Regions from separate parts of the Mus musculus genome. Here all the other regions are linked to region 3. A link is a loop called in an ENCODE intact Hi-C map of the cell type or tissue named here. Cell type or tissue: heart. All regions are shown on one strand. Links, peaks and the distances in the headings refer to the core of each region. The heading gives the core; the rest is flanking DNA. Region 1 holds the start of Nradd (neurotrophin receptor associated death domain). Region 2 holds the start of Scap (SREBF chaperone). Region 3 holds the start of Klhl18 (kelch-like 18).

Region 1 (7,988 bases), core at 1,586-6,585, 150 kb after region 3:
GATTCTTAAAAAGAAATAGAAAAAATAACAAGCACATAAAGGGGCAGAACGAGAATCTGTGGGCAAAGCCATGCCCACTCTCTTACCCACCCCCCCATGTCCCTCGCTTCTATCTTGGAGAGGATGGAGAAGGAACATGAAGTGGCCGGATCTTTTGTGTTCTGCTGCCACAACAGCAAGCTGAAGCCAGAGAAGTACTAGGAAGCCCATGAAAGACATGAGGCCAGGGCAGGCAGCCCTGGGAGGCGGCACTCACACCACCGAGGAGCTCTCAGCTGGCGAGCTCAAAACCTGGACCACATCTTCTCGGCCTATGGCAGCCAGAGCATCCTCCAGCACTCTGAGGGTAGCTCTATTGCCTTCTTGGGCAGCCCAGTTCCTTAGCAGGGTATAGGCTGGCATTTGGTCACAGGCCATGGTTTCCACAGCCTCAGCTTGGTAGCCGAGGTGGCCTGCCAGCTCCTGCCAGCCCTTGGCTGGCTCACCCATCATCAGGAGCCGCTGGACTTCCTCCTGCTGCTGCTGTGGAATATGCAGGTAAAGCTGGCAGCCAAGGTCCGGGTGTGGTCCTGGGTGGGGGTGGGGGTGGGGGTGAAGAGAGAAGTGTTAGTGGGTAGGGGAGGCACTAGTTAAATACAAAGGACTACAGACAGACTAGGAAACGTGCTCACCCTGGCTGGGAATACAGGGCTCCAGACTAGGAGGAGAGTCCACGAAGACGTTGCTGTCACCACGCCTCTGGTCCCTGTCAGGGTCCCCTAGCTCTACAGTCCGAGCTTTAGCCAACTGTTGCCTTTGCTTATGTGAGCGCCAGCTGTAGGGGGCAGAGGGCACTAAGACAAGGAACTGCCTCAGAGTCCAGGCATGGAGGGGATGCCACAGGACAGGACCCAGACCACCTACCATTTGAAGGCCACATAGGCCAGCAGACCAAGGATCACTGTAGCTAGGAGAGCACAGTAGACAGGAATGATGTTGCTCGAGGCCCCTGGAGGCTCAGGGGGAAATAGGGAGGAGGTATTGGGGGCTAGGGCTCCCCCAGCTCCTACCCACATTCCTTCCCTGTCCCCGTCCTGCCCCTGCAGGGCTGTATCTGTGAAGACAGACAGTGGTCAAGATAGGGAGCCACGGCAGCCTCACCTAGGTAGACCATCTTGGCAGAACTTTCCAAATACATTAGAGTTTACCATGTGTTAAAGGACTACATGGCTGGCCCTGGAGCGGCAAGAATGGCTCAGCAGACAGACACATGCCACCAAGTATGACAACCTGAGTTTGATCCCCCAGGATCCCTGAACCACACGTGCCTGCTAAGTGGTTACTGGGGCTTGTACCGCCTCAGGACAGGAGTTCTGTTCCCAACACCACATTGGATGGATCACAGCCACCTTTAACTCAATCTCCTGGGGGGGTTGATGCCCTCTTACACCCTCTGTGGGCACTCTCACACACAGACGTGCACATAGGTACACGTAAATGGCCCTTTGCTTGCCATTGTGGACAGTCACTCCCAGATGTGCCTTGTCATCTTCCGGAAGCATCCAAACGTCTTGCTATTGCATCTTCTCCTAAACGCACAGCAGGATCTCCTCTGGAAGCCTTCCTTGACCTTTCTCTTTTCACCCTGGTTGCACCACCTCTGCTTACCACAGCACAAGATTGGTCGGCTTCCAGGGTAGACTGTGAGAGCACACTGATGTGTGCTGGTGTCATGGGATCATAAAAATAAAACTTAACTGGAAGTAAATACTGGTGCTCTCTCACTTCTGCCTTAAGTCCAATGACTGACTAGTCCTTGTACCCAGTGTAGACAGGGTTCAAGGGTCAGGGACTAAAGAGCCCGTGAATGGACTTGTACACGACCCACTCTACCTCCCAATCTGCCCGCTACCTAGGATCTGGGACAAGGAATGCCTACCTGAATAGACCACACCTTTGCTGACGTTATAAAGCATGGTGCTGCCAGGCGCTGCCTGCTGGGCTGTTTTTTGGTGAAGGGGAGTTGTGTAGAGAACTGAGTTGACGGAGCTTGGAGCCTGCTTCTCTTGAATCTCAGAAGGAGGAACTCTGCAGAAATATGAAGAAATCCTCAGATCTGCTGTCAGGAGTCCCTGGGGGCAGCGTGTGTGTCCATCCTGATTCACACCAGGGCTGGAACAGTTTCTCCTGTGTCAAATAGGTGGAGGTAACAACTGGCTCCTGCTAGCCAAAGCTGGTGGCATGGGGTACAGCTCAGGATAGAAATCACCCGATCTCAAAGACCTTCCCAAGTACCTGGGCTGAGTCTGGGGATGTTAAAAGGAGGGTAAAGATACATGGACTGTGACCCTATCTCAGGCTGAAACATCCCTAGGAACTGGTGATCATACACATCTGCCAAAACCCAGCATCCCAAGGTCCCCAAGGCAAGCCCGCTTACACTGCCTAATGCTCCCTCTGTCCCCTCCAGGGCCAGTGGCCAGCCCTTTCCTGGGCAGGGACTAAGTGAACTGATACCTTAATGGTTCAGCAAACTCATAGACCATACAGATCTCAGAGGGCCTGAAATGGAAGAACAGGGCCAACTCAGACCAAGGACCCACCTGGACCCTAGAGTACTAAATCTGCTGAGACCACTCCCTGCAGTCTACGGAGGAGGAGAGGCTCCAGATCTGAAGGAGGAGAGAGATCTGGCTTGGATAAGTAAGAGATTAAAAGAGGCCCTTCAAGTCCCCAACGGCTACTGCTGCATAGCCAATGGCTCTAACACGTGGTGTGTCTATAGTAGGGCTATCAGCAGTTCGGTGCTGTAGTCAGGTAAACCTCTGATGTGGGTGGCCCCTTTATGGACTTTGTATCTTTGTGTCGCCACATTGGGAGTTGGGGGCTTCTGGGATCCTTGGTGGGTGGGCCTGTAAACCAGTAGCAGCAGACAGGCCTTGGAATCTGCCCCACCCATCCTGAGCAGCCGGAGTGGAACTTCTTCAGGGCTCCCCACCCATCTCCAAGCCCAAAATGGGAAGAAACAATTCAACAGCCCCTGCAGGCCCATACACACCCCAACACAGACGCTGGTACCCACAGGATCAGAGCACTAAAGGCGGGAGACAGAGAAAGTTCTGGCCCCTTCCACCTAGCAAGAGCCCGGCTAGTCATTCCCTCCTAACCTTCTGCGGCCACCCCTCCGAGGGTGCCAGGATCCACTCAGCTAGGAAGACGACGGGAGTCCCTGGAGAGGGCAGGTTCCGGTCTGCCCAAGAGTGAGCCAAGGCAAGGGGCGGGCCAGTGGGGGGGTGGTGTTGAAGAGGGGAGCAGGACAATGAAGAGGCGGGGCCGAGCTCGAGGGCGCGGTCCCGCCCCCGCCCCACGCCGGAGCACGCAGAAGCACTCGGAGTTCACAGAAGCCGACACCAGCGTGCCTGGCAGAGCAGGCCACTGGCATGCAAATGCCATGCAATGGACCGCGAGAGCTGAGAACCAGGAGTCAGGAAACGTCTGGCAAAGCCAGAGGCGCCTCCGCTGGCTACACCGAGGCCAGCCTGGCCAGGAAGAAGCATGCCAGGCCAGACAGGGTAACAGAGGCTAAGACTGGGGGCCACAGGAGGCCAAGGACGGCGGCACATGTGTACTCAAGAAACCGAAAGATTACAAAACTAGGCCACGTTTATTGCTGAGAATGGGCAGCGATAGTCACCTTTGAGGATTAAGGCCACAGGTGGTCTTTGTGCTTTCACTGGGACGTGGGATTTGAAAGTAGGGATTCCCTCCCACCCCAGATTGTGCAAAATATGCAGCAGCGGCCTCAGAGGCCGACGCTAGGTCTCCCCTCAGCCGGCGAGGGGCGGGACTTCCTGGTGATGCCATCTACCAATCCCTGAGCTGGAGGGTGGGCCCCGCCCACCCCCTGGTGCAGTAGTCTCCTGGGCAGAGAATCAGGCTCGGGCCGGGTCTGATGTCTGAGCGCCTAGACTCTAGGTTCAGCGAGCCTCGCCAGGATTGTATTCAGTCTCCCCAGAGGACACCTGGGAGATTCGCCGCGAGGAGCGCCACAGCCTCCGCGCGAACTGGCTGCTGCGTACCTAGCGGGAGTAGGGATGGGATGAGATGCGGTGAGCCCTGGCAGCCGCACCCCACAACCCGCCACCCTCCTGCCCGGCCGGCCAAGCTGCCCTCTTCCTCACCTCAGAAGGCTGCCCAGCGCCCACAACGATCAATTTGCCATCTTCCAGGCCCACCAGCACATGACTGCGCTCCTTGGTCACAGACACACTGTGGACCGGCACTTTCATGGGCAGGGGAGGCACGGCGGGCCGCAATCTGGAGCAGGGAAGTAGGTGTACACTGAGTCACAACTGCAAGGAAGCCAGCTAACAGACACCTTTTCGTGCATCTACTTTGTCTTCATTTGAAGTCTGGCTAAGCTGAATTCCTGGCTTATAGAACTCCCACAACTGTGTAGCTAAGGGAGGGCCAGGGCAAGAATCCCCATGAGTAACACATGCTAGTGAGTGGGTAGTATGCACTCTCTATTACCCTGTGCCAACAGCTTCCACCTAGAGGGGCCAGGAACTAAGAGCGGGGCTCACTTGTTCAAGTGGAGGATATGTAGAGAGCACTGAGCGGTGCCCAGCAGAACAAAGTCTTCTGCCACAGTCAGGGCTGTGGGCTGCTCCGTCAGGGTCACTGAAGCCCGCAACCTCCCATTCACTGAATACAGGTGCAAGGAGTAGGTGACCTGGAAGAATTGGGGACATCAGCAACCGCCTCACCATTCCAGCTGCCCCAGTGTCTTTGTCGGGTACCCTGTCCCCATACCTGGGCCCCAGGACGTTCACAAGCAGAGCTTTGTACAACAATCTGGCCTTCAGCCCCCAGTGCTAAGTGCGATATAGGTCCAGGCAGTGTGGCACCTGGAGGCCTTAATGCTGCCACAAACTGGCCTCGACGTACAGTGTGTATGATCACAGTCCCATCCTACAGGAAGGCAGATGAGGGTGCTGAGCAGAGAACTGGAGGCTCTGGGGACAGTGCCTGGGGAAACTCCGCCTCCCCAGGGGATGTACACGCACCTCGGATCCAGACACGGCCATGTCAAGTTCAGTGCTGATGGCCACACAGCTCACTGCAGCTACATGTCCGTATAAGACCTGCACAGGCTTTGGTGCCAGCCCTGCTGACAGACCGCTCTGTGGGAAGGCAGGGCTAGCTTAAGACTCAGGCAAATGAAGATTTTATGCGAGCCAGAGGGTTGGGGGGTAATGGAGCCCCAGACTTGCTTACAGTAGGAAGGGGAAGGGAGTAACGGGGAAGTTCTGATGGCTCCCTGAGGGGCAGATGGACTTCTAGCCTGGGAGACAGGGACCTCACAGGTCTGCCCACCACACACACCTGCTGCAGAAGACGCCACACCATGCACGTGGTATCCCGGGAGCCGGAGATGAGGTAGATGCCGCAGGTGTCCAGTGCAAGGCAGGTCACTATATCTGCATAGGAAGGGGAGGACACACAGTGTTGTCACAGGCCCAACTTGGAACTCATTCCACATCTGCCTGTCTCATTCTCCCTGGTACCAGGGCTGCTCATACCAAGGTGTCGGCTTAGCTGATTCAACAGCCTGCCACGGGGTAGTGAAGTCACTCGTAGGCTGCCATCCCAGTGGCCACCACTGAAGAGCAGCTTTCCGTCAGGAGCTACTGCTAGTGCTTGTGCACTCACGCCACTGTCTGAGACCCAGGGCCCACTCAGTAGTTTCTGCACCCTAAACCAAGGGGAAGACGGTAGGTGAGGCTGGGCCACGGGTGAGAGATGTGGGCTAGCAGGGACCTTAGCCAGCCCTCTCCCCTGCAGCTGGCCTGTATTCTGTTTAAATGGGGAGGTGGTTCGGGGTGTAGGACATTCATATCGCACCCCTACCCGCAGCCCTGCCTTACTTGGGGCTCCCCATGGTGGGATCTTTGCTGAAGGTAAAGTAGTTATTGATGTTCCGGTCATAGGGCAGCCAGGTATGAGTGCCCAGCAGCCCACTGGCACTTACAGTCACCTGTGGGTAAGAATATGCTATGGTAGCTTGGGGCGGAGGCAGAAGGGATGAAGCTAATGGGAATCTGCCAGGTGTACTTACCAACATGTCCGAGGAGCTCTGGGTGATAAAGGAGTGTGACTGTCGGTGAGGAACCAGAGCTAAGACCAGAGGTACAGCCTCACTGACAACCTGCAGAGAAATGCGTAAGGCTGACTGAAGTAGACAGTGTTCTTGGTAGGTACCCTCTTTGGCCCTTGACCCCAGGGACAAAGTGGGTGTCATAGAGAGGTGAGTCTGAGAGGTAGACATGACAGCAGTGGGCACGTAGGAGGGCATCACAGAAAGAGGAAGAAGCTGGGGTAGACACAGAAGACGCCAGGGTCGAGCCCGGGCTCAGCCTTGGTCCCTTCATCCCATTACTCCTTGGCCTCGGCGCAGTGACAGCAGGAAAGGGGAGCATGCGTGAAGATGCAGGAAGGGGACCAAGGCCAGACTCTCTCCATCCTAACTGCACTTGGGAATCTCATCCTGGCCGCCCTCCTACCCGTATGTCCCCAAGATGTCTGCTCAGAGATGGGTAAGGACGTGTGGCTAAACCCATCTTACACAAGAAACTAAGTTCCCACCCACTTCTCACCTCAGCGAAAAAGGCCTTGAGTTGGTTGAGGTTCTGGAAGATGCTTGGTGAGTTAGTGTCCAGCCGGGCGAGGCGATTGGCTGCTTCCTCAGCCGAGAGCCGGGGTGGGTGTGGCTCCTGTCAACAAGAGCTGGTCAGCACCATGCCACCAGTGTCCTTCACCACTGTCTCCCCACAGTCCTCACCTTCAGCAGCTGACAAGGAGTCTGCCCGAAGTTGCTGATGATGCCTTCCAGAGCCTTCCGCTCCCGTTCATCTGCCACGTGGTCCAGGTCAACCGCCCCTGAGAGGAAGGTGAGTGGTTAAAACTCCTTCACTGTCCTTTCTTTATTGCCACTGTCTGTGCCCTGACCCCATCTCACGTGCGGCACACTGCCTACCTTCGTAAGTGCAGTAATAGAAGACATTGAGGGCCTCCTCGGCCGCTGGACCCCGCTGCTTATAGCCAAAGATGAGGTCGATCCATTCGTGCAGGTGGGTGGACACATACTCTGACTCCTGAGGGGAGGAAGCGGCAGTCAACGCAGGGACTGAATCCCACGGCAACTCTCAGCCCTGGCTGCCTGTGTGTGCGATCACCTCCTCACCAGAGCCTGGCGGTGTTTCTGGATGAAATCCTCGGGGCTGCCGGCCCACGGGGGCAGCACCACATCACCCACCTTCTCGTTGGTCAACTGGAGGCAGCCCAGGTCAAAGCCTAGCAGAAGAGAAAGTTAGCAGTGTGCCTGAGGATTCTTCACCATCCCTGGACACACACACACACACACCCCGTCTGTTCACTCATGCCGGAGCCCCGGTGCCTCGCATGCTACCATTCTGGTTCTCCAGGAAGTCAGGAAAGTAGAAAAACTCCGGAATGAGCTCCTTCACGTCGGCGGGGCTCTCCAGCCGTGCCTGCCAGGCTGCTGCCACCGAGTGGAACTGCCGGTCAGAGCAGTCGAAGCTGGTGGAGAGACACAGCCGGGGTCAGATGATAGATACAGAGGGATACGTAAAACCAGAGGCAGCATAAGAAGCTGCCAGGGAGACTGTGTGCCTTCCTCCCCACCCTTCCGTCACCCCTGGGCGCACCGGCCGCTCTGTAGCTGGACATGCAGGGACGTGAAGGGCTCCACGCGGATGAGGTAGTGCATCACGCCCGCTGCGTTAGAATAGTGTGTGCCATAGTGGAACTTGTCGATTGTGCCTGCTGGGTCCTCAAAGCTCTCATATCTGAAGCCACAGGCAGCACATGTCAGCAGAAGATCCACACACATCCATCCCCAGCCCACCGAGCCCTGCCCTCCCCTGCCCTGCCCACAAAGCTCACTTCTCCCTCACAAGCTGGGCATGCTTGGGATTCACCACACC
Region 2 (7,988 bases), core at 1,576-6,575, 140 kb before region 3:
AAGGGCAAGGTGTGGGAGTGACAGCCATTTCCTCTCTGGAGAGTAGACGGTCCTGCTGGCCCAGGGTTCAGCGGAAATCTGGTTTGTCTTTATCTTTTCCCCAAGTGACTTTGTTGTGAAGTGGGTTTAGGACCTTAGTCTTTTCAGGAACTTGGTTGTAAAAGAAAGCACTTAACCCTGTAGGGTCATACATAACAGGCTTAGTCGGAAAGTCTGATAGACTGTGCTGGAGAGGTGGCTCAGGATGGAGAGCGCTTCTCTAGGAGTCAGAGTGGTGGAAACAAGAATACTTGGTGTTGAACAAAGACACAGAGACAGAGGGAAAATAACTCAACAGGGCAAGTTCTTTCACAAAAAAGGATGGGCAGGCGAGTACCAGGGCTGGCGAGTACCAGGGCTGGCGAGTGCCAGGGCAGGCGAGCATACCAGGGCTGGCGAGTACCAGGGCTAGCGAGTGCCAGGGCAGGCGAGCATACCAGGGCTGGCGAGTGCCAGGGCTGGCGAGTGCCAGGGCTGGCGAGCGTACCAGGGCAGGCGAGCGTACCAGGGCAGGCGAGCGTACCAGGGCAGGCGAGCGTACCAGGGCAGGCGAGCGTACCAGGGCAGGAAGTGTGCCTAGTCTTTATTTTAATGCAGGTGGTGACTGTCTTTTCCCCATTGGCGGGAGTCCAACCTCAGAGTCTTTTGAGGTTAACTAGGTTTTAAAAGAATACGTGTAAAAGAAATTAAGAAAAAGGGGGAAGAGTTCTCTGTTCTAGGCTATCACATTCAAGAACTTGTGTGTGTGTGTGTGTCTGTCTGTCTGTCTGTCTGTCTCTTTGTGTGTGTGTGTGTGTGTGTGTGTGTTGTGAAAATAAAAGTTTTACCAGGTGGAGAGGATTAAAAGATTTTAATTATCTACATAAAAGTTTCACGAGGTGGGGAAACTTATGGAATATTAGTCCTCGGAGGGCAAGGCTACCTTTGATAAAAACAAACAAACAAAAGAAAATCGATTCTTCACAGTTGAGGCCCTGGGCTTGGATTTCCAAAACTGCAAATGAACAGCCCTGAAAAGCTAAGTGGGGCTCAGCCACAGAGCATTCCTGTAACAGATGACTTGGGTTCAAGTTGAGCACCCAAAGCAAAACCAGACACCAGGCAAATAAAACTGGAAAGATCTTACATACCTTCACAAGGAAAGAGACGGCGGTCAGAGCGGGAGAAACCAGGGACAGAGAAGGCGATGCTCACTCCCAGGCTCCTGAGGGGGCGGACGTGGTACTTGAGGGATAAGGCTTGGAGGAAGTGACCTGAGGATGGAGTGGGAGGAGCATGGGCTTCCCTACCCTGCTTTCTACTGTTGCTTCTAATTTAAAAACAAAGAAAAGAAAAGAAAAGAAAAGAAAAGAAAAGAAAAGAAAAGAAAAGAAAAGAAAAGAGAAAACAATCTTTTGTTTTCTTCAATTTTTAAGACAAGGTAGCCTTTGAACATATAGCCCTGGAACTTGCCATGAGCTCACGTAGGTTCTGCTTCAGACTTCTGAGTGCTGGGCTCACAAGCGTTTGCCACCAGTTCTGGTGTTTTAGTCTGCTGCTCTGTGCTACGATAAAACACGAACCCAAGTCAACCTGGGGCTGAGGTGGGGGCCACAGAGATAGCTCCATAGTTAAAGACACTCGTTGCTCTAGCAGAGGACCGGAGATCTTTCCAGCAACTTCACAGTGGCTCACAACTGTCTGTAGCTCCAGTTTTAGGGGGAGTTGAAGCCCTCCTTAGGGAACCAGGAATGTTCATGGTGCAAACGCATACCAGCAGAGGAAACACTCATACACAGAATACAATAAGTACATCTTGGGCTGGTGTGATGGCTCAGTGGGTAAGAGTACCCGACTGCTCTTCCAAAGGTCCAGTGTTCAAGTCCCAGCAACCACATGGTGGCTCACAACCATCCGTAATGAGATCTGACACCCTCTTCTGGTGTGTCTGAAGACAGCTACAGTGTACTTACATATAATAAATAAGTAAATCTTTTAAAAAAAAAAGTACATCTTTTCTTTTTTTTTTTTTTAAATCAACTCGGGGAACAAAGGGTATATTTGGTTTGCATTTCCATGTCCATCAACAAGAGTCAGAGCAACAAAATACACCACGTAAAAAAATAAATTTTATTTTTATTACTGAGGTTTGAGCTCAAGGCCTTGATGCTAGGCCCTACCAGTGGGCTGCATTTTCTTATCTTTGTGGGGGCCAGACTTATGTACCAGACTGGCCTCAAATTGGAACCTTGGACTTCTGTTCCTCCTGCCTGCATCTCCTAAGGGCTGACATAGGTGTGACCCACTGAAAGATCCTAACAGAATGTAAAAGGTCACAGAAGCCCTGAAATTGGCAAGATAGATGTCACTGTTAGCAGAACTAGCTTCACTGATTTAGAAAAATAGAGGTGCACAATGCTCTGGCCACTCCTTGAACTTGTGTGTCTGCCAATGTTTTGACCATTCCTTGAACCCATGTGTGTGCCCACTGATGAAGCCCACTGCCAGGTGTTTGTGATATTGGTTGCTGAGAAAGAGTCAGAAAATCTCCCCAGCAACCACAACCGGGCCAATCCTGAGTTGCTGCCCCTGCACCAGACTCTTTCCTTGTACCCCTCCCATACCCATTTCTTGAGAATTGTTTAGATCTGGAAATCCCCCCACTCTCCCCTTCTCCTTTCCCCCCTGAGGGCCTATAAAAACTGGGACCTCTTTCCCCTCGAGGTCGACTCCTCTAACCCTGCGTGGGATATGAGTCATCCCCAGAGCTCTGGCTTTCCCCGAATAAAGCCTCATGTGGTTTGCATCAAGCTTGGTCTATCGTGAGTTCTTGGGTGTCTGCTATTATCCTGAGGCCTGAGCGAGAGGCTCCTCTGGGGAGTCTTTCACCACCACTGCCAGTTTGCTGGGGGTTAAGGCTCATATTCAAGGCTGGGCAAGCAGTATATCAACTGAGTTACATCTCTACCAGAAACCTGCTTTATAGAATAACCCTATTCCAAAGGCTGAAGTGGCCACCTCTGATTTGTTTTGCACGGTGACTATACTTATATTTTCTCTTCCCCCACCACTGGTGCCCTTGAGGGCAGGTACAGGGTCTGTTCTACCTTAGTATGCCTTGGGGGTGAGCAAGAGTGACACGAAAGAAGTATGTTTAAGGTAGCAAGATGGGGGCAGGTGGCCACTCTGACCTGTGACACTCAGAGAGTCAAGACATTGGTAGTGTGGTTGAGATCTCTCCACAGGCAGGCCTGAGGACAAATGGAAACATAGCAACCAGGGTTGGTGCTGTTGCTGAGTGTCTGGAACCTCACTTTCCCCAAGGCCAAATGAGAGAACACACACCATATGCTTAACTCAGCATTTACCAGAGCAGTCACTCAGCATAATCCGTTACATGTGCAAGTCGACTGGTGGCAGTTCAGAAGGTGGAAGAGACTCAGACACCCATAGTTCCTCTACGTGGGAATAAACACTGAGTATATATCTTCCACTTTACCCTATGCATTGTATTTTTAACAAAAATGGAATCCTAACACCAGCTTGGTTTTGAACTAGCTTTCATTATAAGTGCTCATTTAACATCCTTGGTGTTGGAGGCTCCTATACCTAGTTCATCAACTGAATACACTTGCTATTTAGCTCAGTTGCTTCTAATTCCCTGGTTTGTTTTTCTTTTTGATGCTGCTGTGGATCAAACCCAGGGCCCCTAGCGTCTCAGGCAAGCTCTCTACCACTGAGCCATACACCCAGCCCCGCTTCTAATCCTTTGGCACTATAAAGCATGGAACACGAGCTCTTGTGCATGTTCTCAATCACTTCCCAGGACAGTGATGCTGTCAAAACTCTGAAGTGCTACTAGCCACCTTTTTCCAGGCCACAGGCAACTCCAGTACTTCCTCTCGCAGTTGTGTGGCAGGGGACCACCAGGGGGCGAACCCGAGCCGTTGGCAGTGCCAGACTACGCATGCGCACGCCGCCGGGAGCACGTGTGGAGGGCGGCGGAGCGGGAGGGGAAAGGTAGGAGTTGAGAGGTGAAGGGGCGGGGAGCTGCGCGGGCGCCGGGCGGCCGGGAGGGAGAGGGCGGGCTCCAAACACCGGACCGCGGGCCAGGAGCGCGCAGGCCGTTCTCCGCCGCTCGGTCGCCGCCGCCCGGGAGCTGCCTCGCTGCCACAGGTACCTCAGCGCGCGTCTGCACGGTGCGGCTGGGCCCCGGCGCCGGCCTCGCGCCGCTCGTGCCCGGGAGTTCCGGGATGCGGGCGAGCCCGGGCAGGGGCGCGCGGGCGTGGGCGCTGTCCAGCAGCCCGAGGCGCGGCTCCGGAGACCGCAGTCTGGAGCTGGGGGCCGGACGGTCTCGCGTCCCCCTTCCCGACCGCGCCCCCGCCCGGGCCGAGCTGCCTGGGTCGCGATGGGTTCAGGCTGAGTGAGCTCAGGCAGGTAGGCTCGCCGCTGGATCCTGCTTTGGGGTTGTCTGGGGTTGTCTGGGTGAGGGCTAGACCCTGTGACTCAGTCCTGCCTCTTTCCGAAGATCCGATAGCCAGGCAACATGTAGATTCTCTGCTGGGAGTGCTCGGTTTCTGGTTTTATGTGTTGCTTAAACCTAAACTTTGCTCGCTTATGTTGCTTATGTTTACTTCCAGGTGGTTTTGTTGCATCAGGGTTATAATGGGATAGCGCTAGCTGCAGCGAGTCCCGGGTCCACACTGCATCTCAGAAAGTTGTGCAGATGGTGGCGATGAAGAGGAGGGCAGTGAGCCACAGGTGGCGGCGGGTGAGGGGTGGGAGTGGGAGTGGGGTCCTGGAGGTAGTCTTCCTTAGTTTAGCTTATTTATCTCTTATGGTGACGGAAGCGATGAATAAATAAGTTCATGATGATCTTGTAGTAATTCTTGTGAAGTCGACATAGGAACAGTCTTTAATGATGCGTTTGGGTGCGTTTGTAGAGTTTGCTTATGCAGTGTGCAGCCATCTCAAGGTGTGCTAAACATTAAAGCTTTTCTTAGAGTCAGGATCAAGTGTATCTAGTTAGTGCTGAATGCATTTTAGGTGTAACCTGTGTGATGCTCAAGTGAAGATTGTATGTTATGAAGTATATGCTAATGTATTTCAAATCTAAAGGCTTTTTATATATTTGCAGCGTTTCTGCTTGGCAAATATTTTGTTTGTATTGTTTTTTTAACGACCAACAGGAAATACAAGTATAAACATTATTCCTATACTCATTATTAAGTTACTTGGGGACGTGTGCCTAGGGCATTGGTCTGCCACTGAGTAACACCTGTGGCTTTTTATTTTGAGTTGGGCTTCATTGCCCAGGCTGACCACAAAGTTTCATCCTCCTGCCTCGGTTTCCTGAATATGTGGGATAGCAGATGTGTGTGCTCCTGCTCCTGCTCGGCACTCATTCTTTGGTCAGGTTGAAAAGCAAGAACTGGCTTCCCCTTACTTGAAACTCCGTTGTTGTTGAATACTCTCTTGTTACTGTGTGTGTGGGGGGGGGGGGGCGGGTGGGAAGTACCTCTCCAGATGTTTCCATGTGCTTTAAAAGTCACGGTTTGGGAACCCTACCACCCATTTAGATTACTGTCCTGAGATGGGCACAAAACCTTTACTCTTAGTTTGTGGCTAGAACACAGAACCATAAAAATTGTGATTTGCCTGAGGCCATATGTAAGCTGCTTAACTGTCCTGTTGGGAAAGGGACCATGCCTGCCGTCCGTTTGTATTTGTTAATGTGGTTGGTTAGAGTTGCCACAGTTCAGGATCACTCCAGATACTCATCTCGGCGAGCCTAGAATTCATGTGCACTTTGCTCACTTTGACAGTCTGTATCCTTCTGTTGGCTGCGACAAATACCGCATGTGTGGTTTTCATTCTCTTTCCCGTGGAACCAGTTTCCAGGGTCATCCAGTGTGTGCATGGAGAATCAGGCCTTCAAACTGTGTCTTCCGGATTCTGCCATACGAGCTCCTGACCCTGGAACTTACCACTGTTCTGAGTTGGCTAAAGAAACAAGATCCGGGTGACTTTAGCCACCTAAAGTGATCCTTGTGGGTAATATTTGTGGAATTTTTCAAGGCTCTGGCTGTTGGGCACAGCTTATCTAAAGTTCCGTAATGAACAGATGAGATGATAGTGTTAGTCTATAGGGTGAATTTCAGGCAAGTTTTCTCACTGGCCAGTTAGGGGCTGTGCCTGTATGCGAACTTGTTTGCCCGACAACAGTCCGTGTTTTCCTGCAGATGTGCCCACTGGCTTCATAGTCTCTCTATTGTTCTCTTAGCAAATGGGAGGTGGAAGAGGAGGTGGTATGAGTGGAGGAAGCAGCCTGTGTCCAAGATGGCACATCTCAGTACGGCACGGCTCTCTTTCTCTCCTCTTCCCCACTTGGCTTGTTAGACTTTTCTAATTTTTAATTTTTTTTAAAATTTGTGGAAAATAATATATAAAATAAAATGTACAATTTTAATGATTAAATAGAGTAGTCAGGGATATTAAATATACTTACAGTGTTGTATAGCTGTCATTATTACCCATTTTCAGAACTTCTTAATTATTGTACACAGAAACTGTCCCCATTAAACAGTCCATATTTCCTGTGCCGCCTACTGCTGGCAACCTCTGTTGTACTCTTTTTTTCTGTGAGCTTGCTTGTGATAAGTTCTCTCATCTGAGGAGAATTGTAATTATGCTTTTTAGATTATTTCACTTTTGTTTAATGTGTATGAATGTTTTGCTTGCATGTTTGTATGTGTACCATATGTATGCCTGGTGCCCTCAGAGGTCAGAAGAGGCTATCAGATGCCCTGGAACTGGAATTAGGCATGGTTGTGAACAACCATGTGTGTGTTGGAAGCCAAACCTGACAGTCTGCAAGAACAGGTACCTTTAACTGCTGAACGTTCCCTCCGGCCCCAGGTCTTTCTTTTGAGTCTGGTTTCTTTCACCTTGATTTGAAGGTTCATTCATGTATTGTTTATTACATTTCATTCCTTTCTCAGATCGAATTATATTATTTTGTTTGTATAGCCACATTTTTTTTTCAAGAGTTTCTATTTATAGCTAGGCCTGTCCTGGAACTCGTAGACCAGGCTGGCCTTGAGCTCAGAGATCCACCTGCCTCTGCTTCCCAAGTGCTGGGATAATGGATGCTGCTATATAGCTACATTTTAAAAGAAATCTACCTTTCAATGAAGAGTGGAGCTATGTCTACCTTTTGGCTATTAGGAATGGTGACGTCAGGAACATGAGTGCACAGTTAGTCAAAAGGCTGACAATTAGGAGGAACTCAAGTGTATAGATCTTTGGATTTTTTTTTTTAGATTTATTTATTTATTTATATGTACACACCCCAGAAGAGGGCATCAGATCTCATTACAGATGGTTGTGAGCCACCATGTGGTTCCTGGGACTTGAACTCCGGGCCTTCGGAAGAGCTGTCAGTACTCTTAACCGCTGAGCCATCTCTCCAGCCTGGTCTTTGAATTCTTACTTTTAGTTCAGTGCGTGTTTTTTGTGTGCTATTTGGATATACAGTTGTCTGTCAGTATCCATAGGAGATTGGTTACAGGAACCCTTTTAGGCACTAAAATGTGTGAGTTTTTATGTATGTGGGTATATTCCCTGCATGTATGTCTGTGTACCACATACATGCAGTGCCCCCTGGTCCTCTGCAAGAGCAGCCAGCACTCTCAACTGCTGACCCATGTCTCCACCCCCTAGGTTTATTTATATTGTTTTTAACTACATGAAGGTGTTTGTGTCTGTATGTGGGTATGTTCTCATAGTGCAGAGGCTCAAGGAGGCTAGGAGCTGGAGCTGGAGTTCCAGGCAGGTGTCTGTAAGCTGTCTAATATAAGCACTGGGAACTCAGTAGTACACACTCAGCAACTGGTATAGCTCTGTATCCCTCTTTGTGTGGCTTTCAATTGTGTTGATTTCTCTTGTTGGGTCATAAAAGTTCTTTATAT
Region 3 (7,988 bases), core at 1,747-6,746:
GCCAATGGAACACATACTTTTATTTATACTTTGTCTTAGCTAGGGTTCCATTGCTGTGAAGAAACACTATGACCAAAGCAACTCTTATAAAGGACAACATTTAATTGGGGCTGGCTTATAGGTTCAGAGAGGTTCAGTCAATTATCATCAAGGGCGGAAGCATGGCAGCATCCAGGCAGACCCGGTGCTGGAGGAGCTGAGAGTTCTACATCTTATTCCAAAGGCAGCTAGGAAAAGACTGGCATCTTAGGCAGCTAAAGGGAAACTCTCAAATCCCACCCCTACAGGAACACACTTCCTCCAAAAAGATCACACCTACTCCAACAAGGTCATACCTCCAAATAGTGCCACTCCCTGGGCCAAGCACATTCAAATCACCACATACTTTCTTCGGAAACATCATTAAATTATTATTAATGTCAGAAGCAATGGCATGCACCTATAGTCCCAGTTATTTTGGAAACAGAGGCATGAAGATCACTTGAACACAAAAGTTTAGGGCCAGCCTGCTCAACACATTAAGATCTTATCTCTTGGGGGCTGGTGAGATGGCTCAGTGGGTAAGAGCACCCGACTGTTCTTCCGAAGGTCCAGAGTTCAAATCCCAGCAACCACATGGTGGCTCACAGCCATCTGTAACAAGATCTGACGCCCTCTTCTGGAGTGTCTGAAAACAGCTACAGTGTACTTACATATAATAAATAAATAAATCTTAAAAAAAAAAAAAACATATCTTTAAAAAAAAAAAACAAAAAAAAAAAACAAAAAAAAAAAAAAGATCTTATCTCTTTAATTATTATTAAAGGCTTGAGAGATGGCTCTGTGGTTAAGAGCACTGGCTACTATTCCAGAGGACTCAGGTTCGATTCCCAGCAACCACACAGCAGCTCACAAACATCTGTTATTCTACTTCTGAGGGATCCAATGTCCTCTTTAGCCTCTAAGGGCACCAGGCACACAAGTGATGTACATCTGTACATGCAGGAAAACACATCCATACACATAAAACCAAACAAGTAGAAAATATAGCTGGATGGTGGTGGCATATGTCTTTAATGCCAGCACTTAGGAGGCAGTGGCAGGTAGATCTCTGATTTCAAGACCAGTCTGGTCTACAAAGGGAGTTCCAGAAAAGCCAGGACTACACAGAGAAATCCTGTCTCAAAAAAAACAAAAACAAAAGAACACACAATAAATAAATAAGTAAACAAACAATAAAACACAGATACCTACTATTCATTGAGCATTTATTACATGAAGTTTGAAGCTAATTAACTAATTGAATCCTTAGCAGTCAGGTGGGTAATGATGTCCATTCACAGAGGAATAGACTGACTCACTAGCATTTAAGGAATTTAAGTTTTGTCAGCTATGAAGTGGCAGAGCCAGGATTCAGATCCAGGCAGAGCCTGTGCCATATTGCCTCTCAGATCATAAGATCAGCAACATTCCCAAGAAAAACCCAGCACAGAGAGATTACAAACGCCAGCAAATGCGTACAAGATGAAAAGCAGACAAGTTATGTCTGACTTCAATGGAGAATTCTGAGCATTCCAGAGGTCAGCACCTGCAGAACCACCTCCAACTCCAAGCACCAGCAACACTCCACTCCTCTGTGTGTGTGTCACCAGGAGGGGCCCAGAACAGGCAATACTCGTCCTCTCTACCAGGCAAGCAACTGCTGTCACTGCCCTAACAAAAAACAGGTGGTTACCTTCTCAACAGGTTGAGCTCCCTGACTCCCGGCTTGGGGAACTAGCGCATTACTGACCTCAAAGGAGATTCATTGACTCTGAATACATCCTGAGAGGACAAGTCCTTTATTTTATAGCTATGGTTCTCACAATGCAGTCCTAGAGGAAGACAGCATCACTGGTGAACTCGACGGGGCTCATGCCAGACCTATGAATCAGAAATCCCAGGGTGAGCGATACGAACAAGGCCACCAGGTGAGTCTCATATCTGCTGAAGTTTGCAAACAACTACTCTAATTGGGGTGGGGTGGGGTGGGGGGGAGCTAGTTATTAAACCGCTAACCAATTCTTTAGAATCTGCTTATTTGAAAAACAGTCTGGACTCATGGGAAGGTGGAGAAAAGAGTAAATTATGAGAAACCAAGACAGATTTTGCAGAGAAGCTCTTGTGAGTAGTGACTGTAGCATTGGTGTACTAGGCCTTTCGATGGCTCCTAGCACCAGAATTCTCCTGAGGCTCTATAGAAGGGGGTTTTGGAACCAGTGAAATAAATGTTGTCTACAGTCTAGCTCCGGTCTATGCTTTTACACAGGTCCTTATGACTCTGACCTGACACAAGCAAAGTAACTGAGACTTGCACTCTCAGTCGGAAAGACGTTTGAATGATACAATTGTTCCTTTGCCTGAATGGAAAAGATTTTCGTGGGGAAAAAAAAAATCATACAAGCAATTTCTGCTGTAAGTTTGGTAGATTCAGCATTTATGTTGAACGCAGAGGCAAATGTATGGCTTTAGGGAAGTAAGTATCTGTGACCACACTCCATCTATCTACCACACAGCTTTCCTTACTGGCTCACCTCTTACAGCCCGAATCTTTAAAAACAAACACTTTTCTTTTTCTGCCGTCTCTTTGTGTGTGTGTGAGAGAGAGAAAGAGAGAGAGAGAGAGAGAGAGAGAGAGAGAGAGAGAGAGAGAGAGAGAGAGCGTGCAGGTGCCACAGCACACCTACGGAGGGCAGAGGGCCATTTTCAGGGGTCAGTTCTCACTTCCACTATGTGGGTCCCAGGGATGCAACTCAAGTCATCAGGCTTGGCAGCGAGTCCCTTTCCCCACTCAGCTTGTCACCAGCACACAGCCTAAATCCTAGCGAAAAACTTCTTTCTTATTACTGCCTTTCAGCAGCCTCTACATCCCAAAGGTCGGTGCCACAGTTAAATCAGTCTGCTTCCAAATCTCTACTGGCCTTGCCATCTTCTGCCTCCTCTAATCCATCTTATTTTTTCTTAATCCTCTTGGTTTCCCTATCTTATCTGAGACGATCTGCCCCTTCTCAGACCATTTCACTACTCTAATTAGAGATCCATTTCTTTCAGGATTGATGAAAAAGTTAACATAGGTGCTATACAAAGAATACCAAATATCTAATCCTCACTAATGGTGAGATTTAAGAATCGTCTTTAAGCCGGACAATGGTGGCGCACACCTTTGATCCCAGCACTTGGGAAGCAGAAGTAGGCAGATTTCTTAGTTCCAGGCCAGCCTGGTCTACAAAGTGAGTTCCAGGACAGCCAGGGCTACACAGAGAAACCCTGTCTCAAACAAACAAACAAACAAACAAACATTAAACACAAAAAAAAAACCCCACAAACAAACAAAAAAGAATCATCTTTAAACTGAGTGGTGATGGCTCACATCCTGACTTGAAAAACCAAAAACAAAGAACAAAAATTATTTTCACATTTCGAAATTTAAACTTAAAGAGATTAAGTAATGTGCCCATGGTTACAGCTAGTGTGTTCTTTCTCCAAAGCCACCCTCAGTTTGTTTTGCTTTTTAAAGTGCCAAACCATTAACCATTCAACTTTTTTTTTTTTTTTTTTTTTTTTTGAGACAGGGTTTCTCATAGACCTGGCTGTCCTAGAACTCACTCTGTAGACCAGGCTGGTCATGAGGTCTGCTTGCCTCTGCCTCCCAAGTGCTGGGATTAAAAGAGTGCTCCACCACTGCCCAGGAGCCACCCTATTCATTCCTACCAGTCTGACTCGAATACATGGAGAAGCAATGCTTCCTTAACTCAGTAGAAGATAAAGTCTAAGAGGTGTCTGTGTCTTTCTGTTGTTTTGAAACAGGAAGAGGGAGTGTCACACCGAGACAGTAAGAGCCTTCCAGGCAAGGTCCAACAGGAAAAACCACAGGCAGGCAGTATCCCCACCTGGAGGGATCTACCTGGCTCAGCAGGGCACCAAGGTGCAGCCCTGCACGACTCAAAGCACAGGGGGCACTGGCCCTTGACACCAGACCAGAATGCTGGATGGGAACAGGTGGCAAAAATATCCCTCTCCCCAAACAGTCCTTTAGCCTGGCCTCCAGGACCTTTTAAGGTGGTGACAGTAGATTGTTTTCCAGCATGGAAGAGAGTAGCCCACATCAAAAGATTTCCAGATCCGATTCTAAAAGCGCCAAGGGCAAGCAATGACTCCTGAAGAGAAGGCTTAGCATTTACAACAGCACAGCCAACTTCAAGGAGCCCAAAGAAATGACTTTAGGACAAGATAGGATGTCTTAGTGGTACCCATCGGAATGTGGAGTCAGCCACCGCCCCTTCCTCCATGGTCTGCCTGTAAGAACATTTTCTCTTTTCTGTATGACAGAAAAGGAGGCGGATACCCCAATGTCTCCTGCTCTTAGGGCGTCAGAGGCACACCTCTCAATCTTTCCTTCCAATGGCTGAACGGCTGTCCCCTTTACTCTCCCAACTTGGCCTCATTTCCCCCTCTGCGCTTGGCACCGCTCTCTACTACTCTGTTCCCCTCTAACCTTTCTCCACCCACAGTCGGCTGGACCACTCTTCCCCTGTCCACCACCCTTTTCTTCCCGCTCAGTCCCTTTCCCCTCAGCCAGCCACCGCCCAGACCATGGTACCTTTAGCGTCACGTCGCATAGCTTGCCCTGCCGCCGGATCTCCTCCATGACGCCGTAGCCGCGACTAGGCAACTCCGACACGGAGAAATGCACCAAGTCCTCCAGCTCCTCCGCGCCGTCCTCCACCATCTTCCCCGGCCGCCGCAACTGCGCAGGCCTGGCCAGCAGGCTTCACACTAACCAGGGCGGGGCAAGGGCTCACGCTGAAGGCTGCCCAGAACGCGAAGCCGGAATCTCACTGGCCTGCGCGGCCACCGTACCCACAAAGTCCTCGACACCGGAAGTCTCGCTGCCCCGCTTCCTGGTTTATACATAGCCTTTTTCCCCCCGTAACTCAAACTCAGGCTTCGCATATACAGCTACTCTAAGCCTTCCAGGTTAATTGACTCCATCTCTGTCTTCTTTGTTCAGCTCTGACTTTCCCTGTATCTTTAACGGAGAAATGTGGGCTTAAATTCCGCCACCACCCTACACTACTTCCGTAATCCCTGCAGGCTTCCTGTTGCCATGGCGACTGTGTACACAGCCAGTCGGCTAGCTGTCCTGGTTGCGAACAGAGCTCCCTCAAGTTGCTGCAGTTCTAGCGGTCGCTCTACCCGAGCGCCACTGCCCCGCGAGGTGAGCAGTGGTCACGAGCCGGTGGCGTTAGGTAAAAGGGAAACCTGGTGGGGATATCCTCCCAGCTGCTGTCAGTGGCTGGGTTCCTAACTCCTTTGGTTCTTTTATTTGTGAAAAAAAAAAAAAAATCGGAGACACCCCTGGAGATGCTCCTTTCAACCTGGTCGCAGCTTAGGGGAGCTAGGAGTTTCTGATGTTCCTTAGTCCCACGAGTCTCCACTGAGGTCCCACGACTTGCCTTAGACGGAGAGGGCGTGAGTTTGAGTGTCAGAGATCATTAAGACACGGTGTCATCACTTAGAGCCTTCTAACTACCGAAGAGGAAAACCCTCTAGAGGGGCACAGGAATGGGACCAAGGCAATCTGTCACACACATTTTAGAAAAGCATTCCACACACTGGGTGAGAAATAGGAGAGTGGCCAGTTTTGCCTGGGTGCAAACTTTGGGTTCATCTCATGCTGAGATGCAGTAGGACCCAGTGTTGTGGGTTTAAAGGGTGTTTGTTTCTTAGTCTTTATCCCTGATCGAGGTAAGAGCATGGTAGGTATGAACGCCTAGTGCCTATGAGTAATCCCATTGACTTCTTGTCAAGCCTTCGTGGGTGTTAATGTATATCCTGCTCATTCCCAAGCCCAAAACAAATGGAGAAACACTGACTCTCTCAGCACAGAGGTCTCCTGGTGGCTCGTCAGAGTCACTTTATTATGTGAAGTATGTAAGGACTGTGTTCAGATTTCTGGGAGTATTCCATCCTGAGGGGGAAAAAACACTACCTAATGGGAGGGTATCTTGAGACTGAGCATGGCTTCTTGTACTGGGAAATGAAGTATCCTCCCCAGAACGCTGCAAGTTCAGGGATTAGAGTAGTGTGGGAGGGGAGTGACATATCACATACCTTGGCACTCTCTCAGTAGTGGCTGAAGATGGTGGACCCACCTATGGAGATTCAGTCACCCTCTGACTTCCAGCCATGAGTATCACCATCAACTACCATTTCTTGAGCACCTGGTGTGTGCTGGGCGCTGTTCTGGACCTTGTGGGGGGCATCACAAGAGGTAAACGGCACGACCCTTATCCTCAAGCAGCTTGTAATTTGACTTGGGAGCTGAAGCCCACATAAATGAAGCGGCATAAGAACGGTAGCAAGCAGTACCTCAGTAAGTGCGAAATGGCATGTGCTTCCTTCCGCGGCACTGTTGGCTAGTGGGCTCCCGAGAGGAGTATAGACCCTCGGAAAGGCTTGTTGCCAACTGCGCATGACTCCAGGGATGCTCGGCGGCATGAGCATCCGGAGGACCCTGGAAAGGTCGGATGGGGGGGCTGCATGTGCACGCGCGCGTTGGAAGTTGTAGGGCAGAAACGGGGGGGAAAGCTCTGGAGCAGCCTTTGAGCTGGCCTGTGAACCCGCTTCCAGAACTCTCTGGATTCTTTGTAATTCCTTCTAGATGTTATACTCAACGGCACTGGAACCTTCCTGGGCAGGAAGATAAGACTCTTGGGGCTTGTGTTCAGAAAGGTTTCCCAGAGCTGTAGAAACTGAGTATTGAGTAAAAGAAGCACAGCTCCCATCTGGAGATACTAACCCCAATACTTGGGAAGCTAAGACAAGAGAATTGTGAGTTCAAAGCCAACCTGGGCTACACAGTGACACCCTTTCGCAAGGAAGACTTTATTTTTTTTTAATCGTGAACAACAAACCACTTCTCTCTGTTCTCAGTTCTCAGTAACAGAAAGTAAACTCGGAAGTGAAACCTTCAGTCTCCTTAATGTGGGGTCCAAGTTAGAGGCCGTGTGATTTTTTTCTAGAGCTCAAATTTGCAGACACACACACACACACACACACACACACACACACACACACACAAAATGTTCAGCCAAACTATGTTCTTTTCTTACTCCAATATTTTTCAGATTAATTTTCTAAAAACAAAAACAAAAACAAAAAAATTGGAAAGATCCAGCAGAGTGCTAGGGAAGACTCATGAAACAGTGACATGTGTGGACACAGAGGGTAACTTGGAGGAACTGGGTCTCTTCTTTGACCATGTAGGTTCTGAGGATCAAACTCAGGCCATCAAGCTTTGTGGCAGGTGCCTTTACCAGTGACATCTTGTGGGCCCTCAAAAGCCTTGTTTGTTTGACACAGGGTCTCAGTATGTAGCCTTGGCTGGCCTGAAGCTGGATTCGTAGACCAAACTCATAGACCCACCTGCCTGTGCTTTCAGAGTGCTAAGATTAGATGCATGTGCCACCACACTCGGCCGCTTAAATGACTTTAATACATACTAGCAGTAGTTCTGTGTCACGTGAGAGCGTTTTTCCGTAAAGGTATTTAAAAAATTACTAAACATCCCTTCAGAATGTTAGAAGAGTGAATCAACTCCTTTGTCTGGCATTTCACTTTTGCGGCTATATGCTTGCTATTCCACCCCACTCCCCCCCCCATCCCCCCAACCCTGTGTCCCCGTCTGCTCACCTGTCTACCTGCCCTCCTACTCCTTCCCTGTCTCCTCCTCCTTTAAAACTACAGGTTGCTTTAGGGGCAGGGGCTTCATTCCTTTTTAAACTGGCCCAACCCTGATGGGACAATTTAAAGGGAAATGTACAGTGAAGCCTATGTCATGCTCTGTGGACCTTCTCTGTACTTAAACTTTGTACATTGTGCAATAGTAGTTCCAAAAAGCCAAGTGGTGGTGGCGCACACCTTTAGTCCCAACACTCGGGAGGCAGAGGCAGTCAGATCTCAGAGTT

The links. Hi-C counts contacts between places; a loop is a spot of excess contacts. Peaks named below come from ENCODE experiments on the same cell type or tissue, not always from the same donor. Only the 100,000 strongest peaks of a DNase experiment are listed, where the experiment ranks them.
Region 1: a loop joins it to region 3, with 1.8 times the contacts of the local background. A loop is called at or near these places in 1 of 42 quality-filtered maps.
Region 2: it touches region 3 in a loop (4-fold over the local background); 1 of 42 quality-filtered maps calls a loop at or near these places.

The regions. Positions count from the first base shown.
Region 1 is chr9:110,621,169-110,629,156 of GRCm38, forward strand. Nradd (neurotrophin receptor associated death domain) reads right to left here and starts at 3,225. Exons shown (of 5, transcript NM_026012.2): 1 at 3,147-3,225; 2 at 1,919-2,067; 3 at 904-1,093; 4 at 672-814; 5 at 1-569. The coding sequence starts at 1,955. The coding sequence ends at 253. Nbeal2 (neurobeachin-like 2) reads right to left here. Exons shown (of 54, transcript NM_183276.2): 39 at 7,948-7,988; 40 at 7,710-7,850; 41 at 7,451-7,581; 42 at 7,226-7,335; 43 at 7,019-7,136; 44 at 6,824-6,921; 45 at 6,639-6,755; 46 at 6,101-6,190; 47 at 5,910-6,019; 48 at 5,565-5,737; 49 at 5,368-5,462; 50 at 5,049-5,165; 51 at 4,795-4,953; 52 at 4,566-4,714; 2 more. The coding sequence ends at 3,957. In heart, for the core only: no CTCF peak of the experiment used is centred there; DNase peaks (open chromatin) are centred at 3,253 and 3,853; H3K4me3 peaks cover 2,307 bases; H3K27ac peaks cover 1,955 bases; H3K27me3 peaks cover 730 bases.
Region 2 is chr9:110,329,312-110,337,299 of GRCm38, forward strand. It overlaps Scap (SREBF chaperone), which reads left to right and starts at 4,045. Exons shown (of 23, transcript NM_001001144.3): 1 at 4,045-4,194. In heart, for the core only: a CTCF peak has its summit at 3,938 (motif pointing right); a DNase peak (open chromatin) is centred at 4,030; H3K4me3 peaks cover 1,504 bases; H3K27ac peaks cover 1,191 bases.
Region 3 is chr9:110,471,848-110,479,835 of GRCm38, forward strand. It overlaps Klhl18 (kelch-like 18), which reads right to left and starts at 4,847. Exons shown (of 10, transcript NM_177771.5): 1 at 4,619-4,847. The coding sequence starts at 4,747. Kif9 (kinesin family member 9) reads left to right here and starts at 5,147. Exons shown (of 21, transcript NM_001163569.1): 1 at 5,147-5,267. In heart, for the core only: no CTCF peak of the experiment used is centred there; DNase peaks (open chromatin) are centred at 4,824 and 5,124; H3K4me3 peaks cover 2,198 bases; H3K27ac peaks cover 1,526 bases; H3K27me3 peaks cover 1,203 bases.